Linked DNA regions of Homo sapiens: region 1 is linked to region 2. The links are chromatin loops, found by intact Hi-C in ENCODE. Cell type or tissue: ascending aorta. All regions are shown on one strand.

Evidence for each region. A loop is a pair of places that touch in the nucleus more often than their neighbours do. Peaks named below come from ENCODE experiments on the same cell type or tissue, not always from the same donor. Only the 100,000 strongest peaks of a DNase experiment are listed, where the experiment ranks them.
Region 1: it touches region 2 in a loop (2.7-fold over the local background); 4 of 110 quality-filtered maps call a loop at or near these places.

The regions. Positions count from the first base shown.
Region 1 is chr2:218,032,924-218,037,923 of GRCh38, forward strand. It overlaps a transcript of TNS1 not described here and a transcript of RUFY4 not described here. Among named protein-coding and RNA genes, the nearest start is that of TNS1, 32 kb to the left of the region's middle. RefSeq lists enhancers at 1,401-1,934, 1,935-2,467, 3,323-3,412 and a silencer at 2,261-2,310. In ascending aorta, CTCF peaks have their summits at 1,931 and 2,132; a DNase peak (open chromatin) is centred at 1,908; H3K4me3 peaks cover 1,200 bases.
Region 2 is chr2:217,942,095-217,947,094 of GRCh38, forward strand. All of the region lies in intron 3 of TNS1 (tensin 1), which reads right to left. Among named protein-coding and RNA genes, the nearest start is that of TNS1-AS1, 34 kb to the right of the region's middle. RefSeq lists an enhancer at 1,670-2,515. In ascending aorta, a CTCF peak has its summit at 2,071; a DNase peak (open chromatin) is centred at 2,037; H3K4me3 peaks cover 3,859 bases; H3K27ac peaks cover 4,843 bases.

The DNA.
Region 1 (5,000 bases), 91 kb after region 2:
CCCTCCCCTCTTTCTCCCCTTGATCATCCACCTCCAGAGCCCCGGCTCCTCCCTCCATCACAGCCCCACTCCCTGTCCCTGTCCCTGCCCACCTTTACCTGGCCCAACAGGCACCTGCCCCATGTCAAAGCTGGCTGTGTGGGAGGTGGGGAGGCAGGGACACAGGGTGAAGAAAGAAGACCCACCAACAGCGAGTCCTGAGGTCACAGGGACCTAGAGAGGAGTTACCCATCCCTGGTGACCCCAAACACCTCCTCCTACTCTCCCAGGAAGAAACCAGCACCACACCTATCCCAGGCCTGATGGTTCCCTGGCAGACTCCTCCAGAGCAGACACCTGCCTCCCAGCTCAGACCTGTCCCCACTGCCAGGTCAGCTCCCCACTTGCTAGTCTCTGAGACTTACCCAGCACAGAGAAGGCAGGGGTGAGAGGCCAGCCTGTCCCCACCATCCTGGGGAAGTCCTTGCTCCAGTGGGGCCCCCACCCTCCTAACTCCAGAGTCCTCCTAAATGAAGGGACACTGCCAGAGCTGCCCCTTGGTCCAGCTCGAGGAAGATTAACTCTTTCCCTACCTTGCCCCAGCACTCCAGGCCTGCCCCTCCTGGGTGACTCCTAAACCAACCTCACCCAACCTATTTGCCCTTCTAGGGGTCAGGTCCTATATCACCCTCCTCCCAAGGGCACAAGAGACCCAGGGGAGCCCTCTACCCAACTGGAGGCCCCTTCACCCGGTCGTGGTCCTTCCTCCCCCTTGGTCCACCTGCCTTGCCGCACTTCCCAAGCAGACTAGCACCGTCCTGGGCTGGCTACTTAACCTGTGTCAGGTGCCCTGGGCTCTGCCAACCGCCAGCTCCCGACTCGGGGCGTCGTCCCTCACCCATTCCCGCAGCCCCTACCTGAAGCGGTAGCTGCCTTCTCTCTGCACAGGCCAAACCCCCGGACTCCCAGCACTCAGCCCGCGCCGAGACCCAGGGACTCCCCGGGGGCTGGGGACCGCAGAGTGGTCCGGGCCGCAGCTCTTCGCAGCACACCAGGCTCACAGTGCAGCCCATCCGGCCTGGCGCCCCGGCGGGCAGGGGCGGAGACGCGGGAGCCCCAGAAGCCGGCCCGCCCCCAGCCCTTGCGACAGCTCAGCCCAGAGCGCCTGCGACATTGGCAGGCGAGCAGCAACGACCCCAGCCTGGCCCCGACAGAGTCCCTGCCTTTATGTCCAGCAGCGACAGGAGCCCCCACTGTGGGGCCTGATAAGGGTCTGCAATACAGGTCCCGAACACAGCCAGTGAGGAAGCCCACCTCAGGGAGGGGAGAAGGGAGGGCGGCAGTGGTGGAGTCCTTGGGACAGGGACTTCAGACAGTCTGACTTGGGGGGCAAGGTGAGAAACACACCAAGAACGTGACAGAGGGACAGGGAGAAGATAAAGGCAGACAATGAGGAAGAGGCAGAGATGAGGGACAGAGATGGGGGAAGCAGCCTCCGCATGGGGGATATAGGTGCAGGACGGAGCCGAGGATAGAAACCCTCGGGCATCCGTTGTGCTGGTTTTTAGATGCGGTTCCTGGGGTTTGTGAAAACAGCCGTCCTCCCAGGCCCCTGCTCCACTTCCCTAATACTAGCCCCTGGAGCAGCCGAGCCTGGAGAAACGAGGACCCGGCATGGAAAGACCCCAGGCTCAAGGAGGCAGAGCACAGCCAGGGTGGGGGACCCCAGCCCACCGGGGAAACCCGCCCGGCCCATTGCTGCGCACAGGATCTCACTGGTGGTCTCACATCCATCCTTTTGGGAATGGGATCAGGCCTGGGGGGTCGGCACTGATGACCAGCACTCAGGGGGACCGCCTCAGCTGACTGAGGTGGAGACAGGAAGGAGGAGCGTGGTGGGGCCCTCGACCTCCCCTCCCCACTCTGGAGCGCTGCCTCACAGCCCAACCAAGCGACACGGAAGAGACAACCACAGGAATAGCAGCTGCGGAGCTCCATGGCCTCCCTGTGCCCCCTGGTGGCGAGAAGGAAGAAAAGCAAGAGCAGGTGCTGAAAACGAAAAGGAAACTAGCAGCAGTCCCAGCTACCACAATGGATCAGCCCCCATTTGGCCAACAGGTGACTCTACCCCAGGTGGGCCTGAGAGGACCCATCCCCCATCTCACCATTCTGCCCCAGCGCCCTGGATCCTGCCTCTACCACTTCTTCCCTGCGCAGTCACTAGGGACGGACTCTGGCAGCAGAGCCGCGCTGTCGTGCCCCAGCCAGCCAGGCTCTCCTGGGTGAGTAGCAGGGAGACCCCTGGAACTTACGGGGATAGAAGGAGTGTGATGCCAGGAGCCAGGGGAGGAAAATGCCTGGCAGAGACGAGGGAGAGGAGGAGACACATGGAGCCGTTCATGGATTTCACACAGGATCTGGGCTGGAAGGGGCTGCCGAGACCATCAGTCCAATCTTTGGTCTACAGGTGGGGAAACTGAGGCTCAAGGAAGGTGAGTGATTTGCCCGAGATCACACAGTGAGTGTGTAGCCAGGCCAGGATGGAGACCCAGGTCTCTGGGCTCCTGACCCCGTCCTCCCTGAATCCCATGCCCCAGCCACCTCCCTCATTTACCTCCGTTTCCCTCTCCCCTTCCCTCCACTGTGTCCCACTGCTGTACCACTGCCACGCCACCCCAAACTCCAGCAGCCACAGCCCGGGAGGCAGGACACCTGGGTTTTCCGCTCCATGCCTGGTCTTGACTCTAGGATCTCAGAATAAGGCCACCTGCTCTCAGGGCCACAGTGTCCCCGTCTGGGCCCCAGGATCCATTGGGAGGAGAAGAGGATGAGATCCCCCAGGAGAGAGGCAGTATTAAAACCAGGCACCCTGCTCCCCCCACACACGCAGCATCTGCTCAGCTCCAGCCTTGGGGCCGCGCTTTACTTCTGCAACCTCTCCTCAAAGAACACACATTTCCATTCAGCTGGGGCCCAGGAAAAGATGAGTGGGTGTCTCGAGGAGGATGAGTACCCGGGTGAGGCTGGGGGCCCTCCATGGGGAACATGGGGACACTCCCAGCCTAGTGTCCACATGGCATGAACCCTCACGGGGCTGCTCACACCAAGTCAGGGCCCAGAACACAGGCCCTGTGGGCACACACACCTGAGTTCAAATCCTGGGAACCTCTGTGATGCTGGATAAAAGACTTACCCTCTCTGTGCCCCAGGTTCCCCTCTAGCCTCCCAGGGTTATGTGGGGATTGAATGGGACAAAGATATTAAACAATTAGCACAGTGTCGTCGCCCAGGGACTGCTCAATCGGTGGAGGCCACACCATCATCTTCACACCCTGGCCTACAAAATAGAGCTGGGATTTTCCCTTGCTGTGTGGCCAGATATAAGTCTTTCCCTCTCTGGACTTTACACAAAGGAGGCTCTGCATCCTCCTTTGTGTAAGGAGAGAGTTGGGCAGTGAGACTCAGGGTTCTTCCTGGGCTCACAGTCCAAGTCACAAGGAATCACATTATCTAGCATCCTACGACTGGGTTAAATTAAAACAGGGGGTGAGAACGAGTGAGTCTAGAAGTCTAACTCTATAAAAGGGACCACAGTTCCAATTTGAACCAACAGTTGAGTTAAGGATGCTGCTAAAGTCAGCCACTGGGTGGCCTAACGGATCTCTTAGATGACGTAAAACTTTGGGTTTGATGTGACAGAACCAACACTCCCTCAAGTTACCCACAGAAGCTACTGGCTGTGAAATCCTAATTACAGCATAATGCTGCCAAGTGAAAGGGGTAGACATAAGCAAGGAGAAATTAAGAGAGGTAAGAGATTCACCACGATGAGGAGTCTTCTTCAGTGTTTTGGGGAAAGCTGTCCACAGCGTGAAGTCATCAACTTCTCACTCTGGTTTGCAGTTTAAATATCTCTGGTTATGGCATCAGGTATTTTGGTGAAACTCTGTGTGGCACGCACATCAGGCATGAAGGTTTTCCCTTGAAATGTACACTAAGTTGCCCAGCTCCAGCTTATAAGGCTTCAGGAACAGAGCAGTTCTTGTTCTTTGTAATTCCATGGGAGAAAATTGGATTGGAGGAATCTAGAAGGAATCAAGATCCAGTCCAGTCTACAGGTAGATAATAAACTGAGGCTGGGTGCAGTGGCTCAAGCCTGTAATCCCAGCACTTTGGGAGGCTGAGGCGGGCGGATCACTTGAGGTCAGGAGTTCGAGACCAGCCTGACCAACATAGTGAAACCCCATCTCTACTAAAAATACAAAAAATTAGCCGGGCGTGGTGGCAGGCGCCTGTAACCTCAGCTACTTGGGAGGCTGAGGCAGAAGAATCCCTTGAACCCAGGAGGCGGAGGTTGCAGTGAGTGGAGATAGCACCACTGCACTCCAGCCTGGGCAATAGTGCAAAACTCAGTCTCAAAAAAAAAAAAGATAATAAACTGAAAAACAATGAGCAGGGCTACAATCTAATAACAGGCACACTATAATTTTTCTTCCGAAACATAATTTTTCTCTCTACATTCACTCTCATTTCTACCAAAGATAATCAAAGTAAGACTAATTTGTTTGCAAAATAAGTTTAGCCTCATCAAACACAGCCTGACTAATTAAATAAATGCAGCAAACATAGCAATTGACCACAGAGGTTTTCTTTTAAAGCTTGCTTTGTTGGAACTTTTGATAGGAAATCTCAAATTGGATTTTTTAAAACCTCTTGAGGCTAGAAAGCCAAACCAAGGCAGACTTCAGACTTCACCAGCAATACCTATAGATTCCTTCTCTGGACATTTTCAAATATGACATCCCAGTCAATGCCCTAGTAATATACCCAATACTGTCAATATATCCTGTTATAAAGAGAACCGATTCCTATAGAACAGAAGCAAATCACTATATTACCATACCAACAAGAATACTCACAAATAGTTTCTGAATTCTGGAAGGATCCTATGTGGAGAAAAAGTAAGTGTTTCCACTTTTGTTCACAAAAGTACATTTGGCCAAATTTCTGTAATCTATAGA
Region 2 (5,000 bases):
GAAATTCTTCACTGGGGCCTTGCGGGAAGTGAAGTGTGAAGAAGCATGGGATGAGGGATGGGGAAGCAGAGCCAGAAGGGCTCAAGGCCAGGCGCCTGGAAGCAGAGGGTCCCAGGTTGCCTCCTCCACCGCCAAGAACCCTCAGCTCCTGGTTACAGTGCTGGCTCCCAGCCCTGGTGCTCGGCCGGACTGGCCGAGACCCTCCCCAGCCTGGTCCAGCCCACTGCTCTCCAAATCCCTGCCCTCCATGGGCAGCAGAGTCCAAGCCAACCCCAAGTTGGGTCTCCAGTGCTGATCCCATTCGGGTCTCTCCCCCCAACCTCTCCATCTCAATCCACATCCTCCCTCACTCCCTTCCACAACCCTGGGCCAGAGGTTTCAGGCAAGGGGTGCCCCAGCTATAGCAAGTACTGAGGTCCAAGGAGAGCTGTATTCAGGCTTACAGGAGTGGCCACCAGCTGGCAGGGGCAGGTGCAACTTGAGGTCACATGTGAGCCACCATGGTCTCCACCCACCCCAGGCAGCTTCAGGAGGGGAAGAGAGGGTGCTCCCCCTACACCTTCCCCACTGCTGCCACATTGAAGAGGCAGCTGGGACTTCCAGAAGAGAAGCCCTTGTCTCCAAAGACCCTGGCACCCTAGTTTCCAGGTCCCCCTCCTATTCTCACCCCCACAACCGCCTGCCTGCCTGCCCTCCTCCTCCATCTCCTCCCCACCCAGCACCCATCCTATCCCCCAACCCCATCCCCTCCCCTGCAGGGAGCCCAGCCTGGGAGCACAGCAGGCTTCTCCGGGTCCCCCCTATCACCCCCACCCAGTTTCCTCTTCTAGAACAGTAGCCAGCCTAAAACATCTGGGCAGGCAGTCCTGGCCCAAGTCCTGGATTGGGGGTTGGGGGACTGACACTGAGGTCAGCTCTGTATGGATTCTCCAGCCTGGGAACGGGTGGCAGGCAGGGCATCAGAGTCAGAGGACAGGAGGGGTGGGGGGAGAGGGAGGAGCAGGGGGAAGGCAGCTGCCCCTGTCTGTTCATTAACCACCTGGATTAGCCATTTCTGCCCAGAGGGGTGAGGAAGGAGTAAGGGCTAGTGGTTGGAGAGGGCAGAGGGGGCACTTCTGCCAGTCTGTGCCCATGGGCAAGGGAGCAGGGCCCACACTGAGGAGTGGAGATGGGAAAAGTGCTTTGAACCCTAACCTTGCCAGGCCTGCCAGCCCCTCCCTGCAGCCAAGGTCAGACCTCAGGGAGCTAAGTGAGCCCCTAGAAGAAAGGTGCCCTCACAGCAGCTCAAGTGGGTGGCAGGGAAAGAGATGAAGAAGAAAAAATACTCATCCCCCTGCAATGGGCAGGCAAGTAGCAGAAGAGACTCCCAAGCTTCCCCCTCCCTTGGTCCCTGTGTCCCTCCCTACTCCTGTAGCTGGCCTCAGTCCCAAGCAGCCACTGACACCAGCAACTTCCCCAGCAAACGAAACTCCTTCTGACTGGTTGCTCTCTCAGAGCAGGGACAAGCCGCACCCCAGACATCCCTGCCAGAACCACAGAAACATCTGAAGACAGGGGACTGACAAGGTTGGCCTCTGAACAGCTTGCCTGACCCAGAGACATGGGAACAGGCAGGCTGACCTCACCTTCTCCTAATCTGATCTGTGGTCTTGACAGCATCAGTATCAACAGCCCAGCAGCCCTGGCCGGCTCCATTTCCCTCTACACACAAATATAACACGCACACTCACACACACGTACACCATCACACACGCACATTCATTCACTCACCTTTCCTGCAGAGGAGCCACTAAGTCAGGTGGGTGTCTGGGCCAAGGGACTCCCAGGACAGGGGCGGTGGCCAGTGGCGGAGGCAGCAGCTGTGGCTGGCAAGAAGCTGGTTTCCCCCAGAAGAAGGCAGCGAGTGAGCCTGTGTCCAGGCAGGGAGCGGGGTGCAAGGAGCAGAGCTGGTCCCAGGGCCACTGCTGGGAGCAACTGAGCAGAGGGCTCTGCTAGTCGGGTTCCCTCCCAGGCCAGCCCAGGGGGCGGGCCAACAGTGCACCGCCTCCTTCCCGGAGCCAGCCAGCAGTGGGCCCCCTCCGCCAGCCATGGCCTCCTTTAACCCCTGCAGTGCTCTGCTGGCTGCACTCTAGCTGGCTCTGGGAAGGCCGTGTCAGGGCACAGACACCTGGGGCAGGAGATCACCAGGGAATGTGGCTGCCCCTCCTTCAGCCACTGGCCCAGCAGCTTCCCTGGGGACAGGACGGGAAGGGCCAGAAGGCTTGGGGGACAGGGGTGGGGAAGCGGGCAGGGAGGGGTCAAGACTCTATAGAAAAGACGCAGGTGCAGAGAAATGGCCAAAGGGCTTCTGGGTGGAGAAGAATGTTTGCTGAGATGGTGATGATGATAATAATAATAATATAGCAACTCTCAGCTTTTCTACAGCACTCTGCTTTCCGCTGTTTCCAACTCATTTTGTGACTGGAGGCCAGGAATCTCACTTCTGAACCTGCTTTTTTCTTAGCTGTCAAATGTGAGATAGTAATCTCTGCTGTTTTCTCTGGGCTGAGTTAGGACATTTGTGACTGTACATTCAAAAGTCATTTAAGCTGAGCTCCAGTTAATGAAATACATGCTTCAACTCTCTTTGAAATGGATCAAAAAATAAGATGGATTGGCAGAAATGTGATAAAGCAAATATATCAAAGTGTTCATTGTAGGAGTTTACCATATAATCATTTCAACTTTTGTACATGCATGAAGTTTTCCATGATAAAAATAATGGGGGAAGTGATGTGAAAAGTTTAGAGCACCATATGAAAGATAAAAGTGAAGAAGCAGATAGGATTATTTAGAAAGGAAGGGGAAAAGTTATTTGCTACACACCTATCAGATGCTGGCCACTAAAGACTATTAACTCTCACTTAGTCTTCTAATCACCCGGTTATTATAGCTGAAGATCGTGACCTCGGAGCACAGAGGTGACTTGTGGAAGTCCAAGCAGGACTGTGCGGAGGACCTCACACCTGAACCTGGCTGGCTCCACAGCCAAGCTCCACACCACTCAGACATCCAGAGGTTGAAAGGCCCTTCCTTCTCTTCCGCATCTGGGTCAGTGGCCTGCACCTCCGAGCCTCAGTTTCCTCTGCGACAGAAAGGTCTTTAAGAACTTTTCCGGTCTTAACACACACTAATTTTATTAATTCAGCCAAACCCTTCCCCAGGCTTCAGTTTTCCCCAGAAGTACAATGACAGGGGAGTCCCTGAGAGGGGATATGATTTTGGAGCATGTGGGGCCAGAGCCACAGGGAGATGGCCAGTACTTTGGAGGGCTGCCTCGCCCCCAGTCAGAGACAATGAAACCCTTGGGGATAGGGGAGAGAAGGACAGCTTCTCAGGACCTTATATGGGGAGGGCAGAGATAGAAGCATCGCTCCACTCATCCTCTGCCTCCAGAGCAAGATTTCGTCCTCTCCTAGCTGGAAAGAGGGTCTGGGTTCTGAGTCCCAAATTCCAGCATCCAGAACCCACCAGCTTCAACAGCAGCCTCAATCTGTGAGAGTGTGGATGCTGTCCACAAATGGCAAGGATGGTGAAAGCAGATGGACTATGGGGACACTTGGCCTAGTCCTCCCTAGCCGTCGGCCCAGCCTCAAACCAAGTCTCCCACTCACTGGTCCCAACTCTACGGCAAAGGTGACCCCAACAACATTATCCTCCTTAACCCCTACCTGCCACCCCCACTGCAGACTAAGGGCTCCTCTGGGGCTTGGGTCAGCTCTGCTTAGATGAGGGAAGTTAGGGGATCCCGGGTCAGTTTCAGCTCTCTAGAGGTGGATGTGGGGATTGTGCTATAAAATTAGAACCCCTCCCACTAGCAGGTATCCGGAACAGCAGAATCCTCCATCTTCCCCTTCTCTTCCTTCCAACCCACATCCGTATTATCCCAACGGACATCAAAGCGTCCCAGCTCCCCACTGCCTGCTACTTCCAGTCCAAGCTCTGCAGTGGAACATCCCAGCCTTTCCAACCTTGTCTCCTTCCATCCTCCAACTTTGACGGTCAGGCCTTTCTCGTACACCATTCCCTCTCCTCCCTATCAGCATTCAGGGCTCAATTCAGAAGCCATCCTCCCTGGATCCTTCTCCAGACTCACCACTTGGTGGGCACTGTCCCCTCCTCTGAGCACCTGGGGCTTCCGCGGCTCACTAACGCCCTGACATGCAGTGGGTCAGGTGCACTTCTATGGCTCCCATTTTTGGAACGATAAGGGATTTGTTCATTGTCTCCCTTCCCCTTTCCTCATTTGGTCAGTGCCCAGCACAAGGCTGACACATAGTAGAGTCTCAATAAGTGTGGAATGAATAAATGAATGATGAAGAGATGGATGGATGGATAATCAGTTCATGATTGAATCAAAGGGCATTTTAAAATGCTTAATACAGCACTAGGCTGTACCAAAGATACTCATATGAAGACTTTTATTTTTGAAGCTATATAATCGCAGGCAGAAACACAGGCTTTGCTAGGACCCAGGACATCCCAGACACATCCCACAAAGGTCTGTGACAGATTGGGCTGGGAGACGGGGCGACCTGGAAGACCCCTCCTCCAGCCACTCTCAGGAGACTTTGGAGGTTACACTATCCATCCCCTACCCCATCATCACCCCTCTTTCCAGCCTGCCTGCTCCAGCACCTGGGTATAGAACTATAAACCCAGCAAGTCCCTTGAAACCTTAAGAAAGGAAGTCAACAAGCTAGAGGATTTCACAGAAAAAGAGCAGCTTTCCTCCTTAATTCTAAGAGCTGTCCCGCAGCCCATCATCTACCCTCAGCTCTCCCCAGTGTCATTTCCACCATCGCTCTCTCTCTCTCTCTCTCTCTCTCTCTCTCTCACACACACACACACACACACACACAGTAAAAACTGCTCTCTGAACAAGTCTGCTCAGCCCCCTGGCTCCCTCCTCCCAACTCTTCCTTCCAAGCCCCTGAGGACCAGGGTTCCCAGGGTCTCCA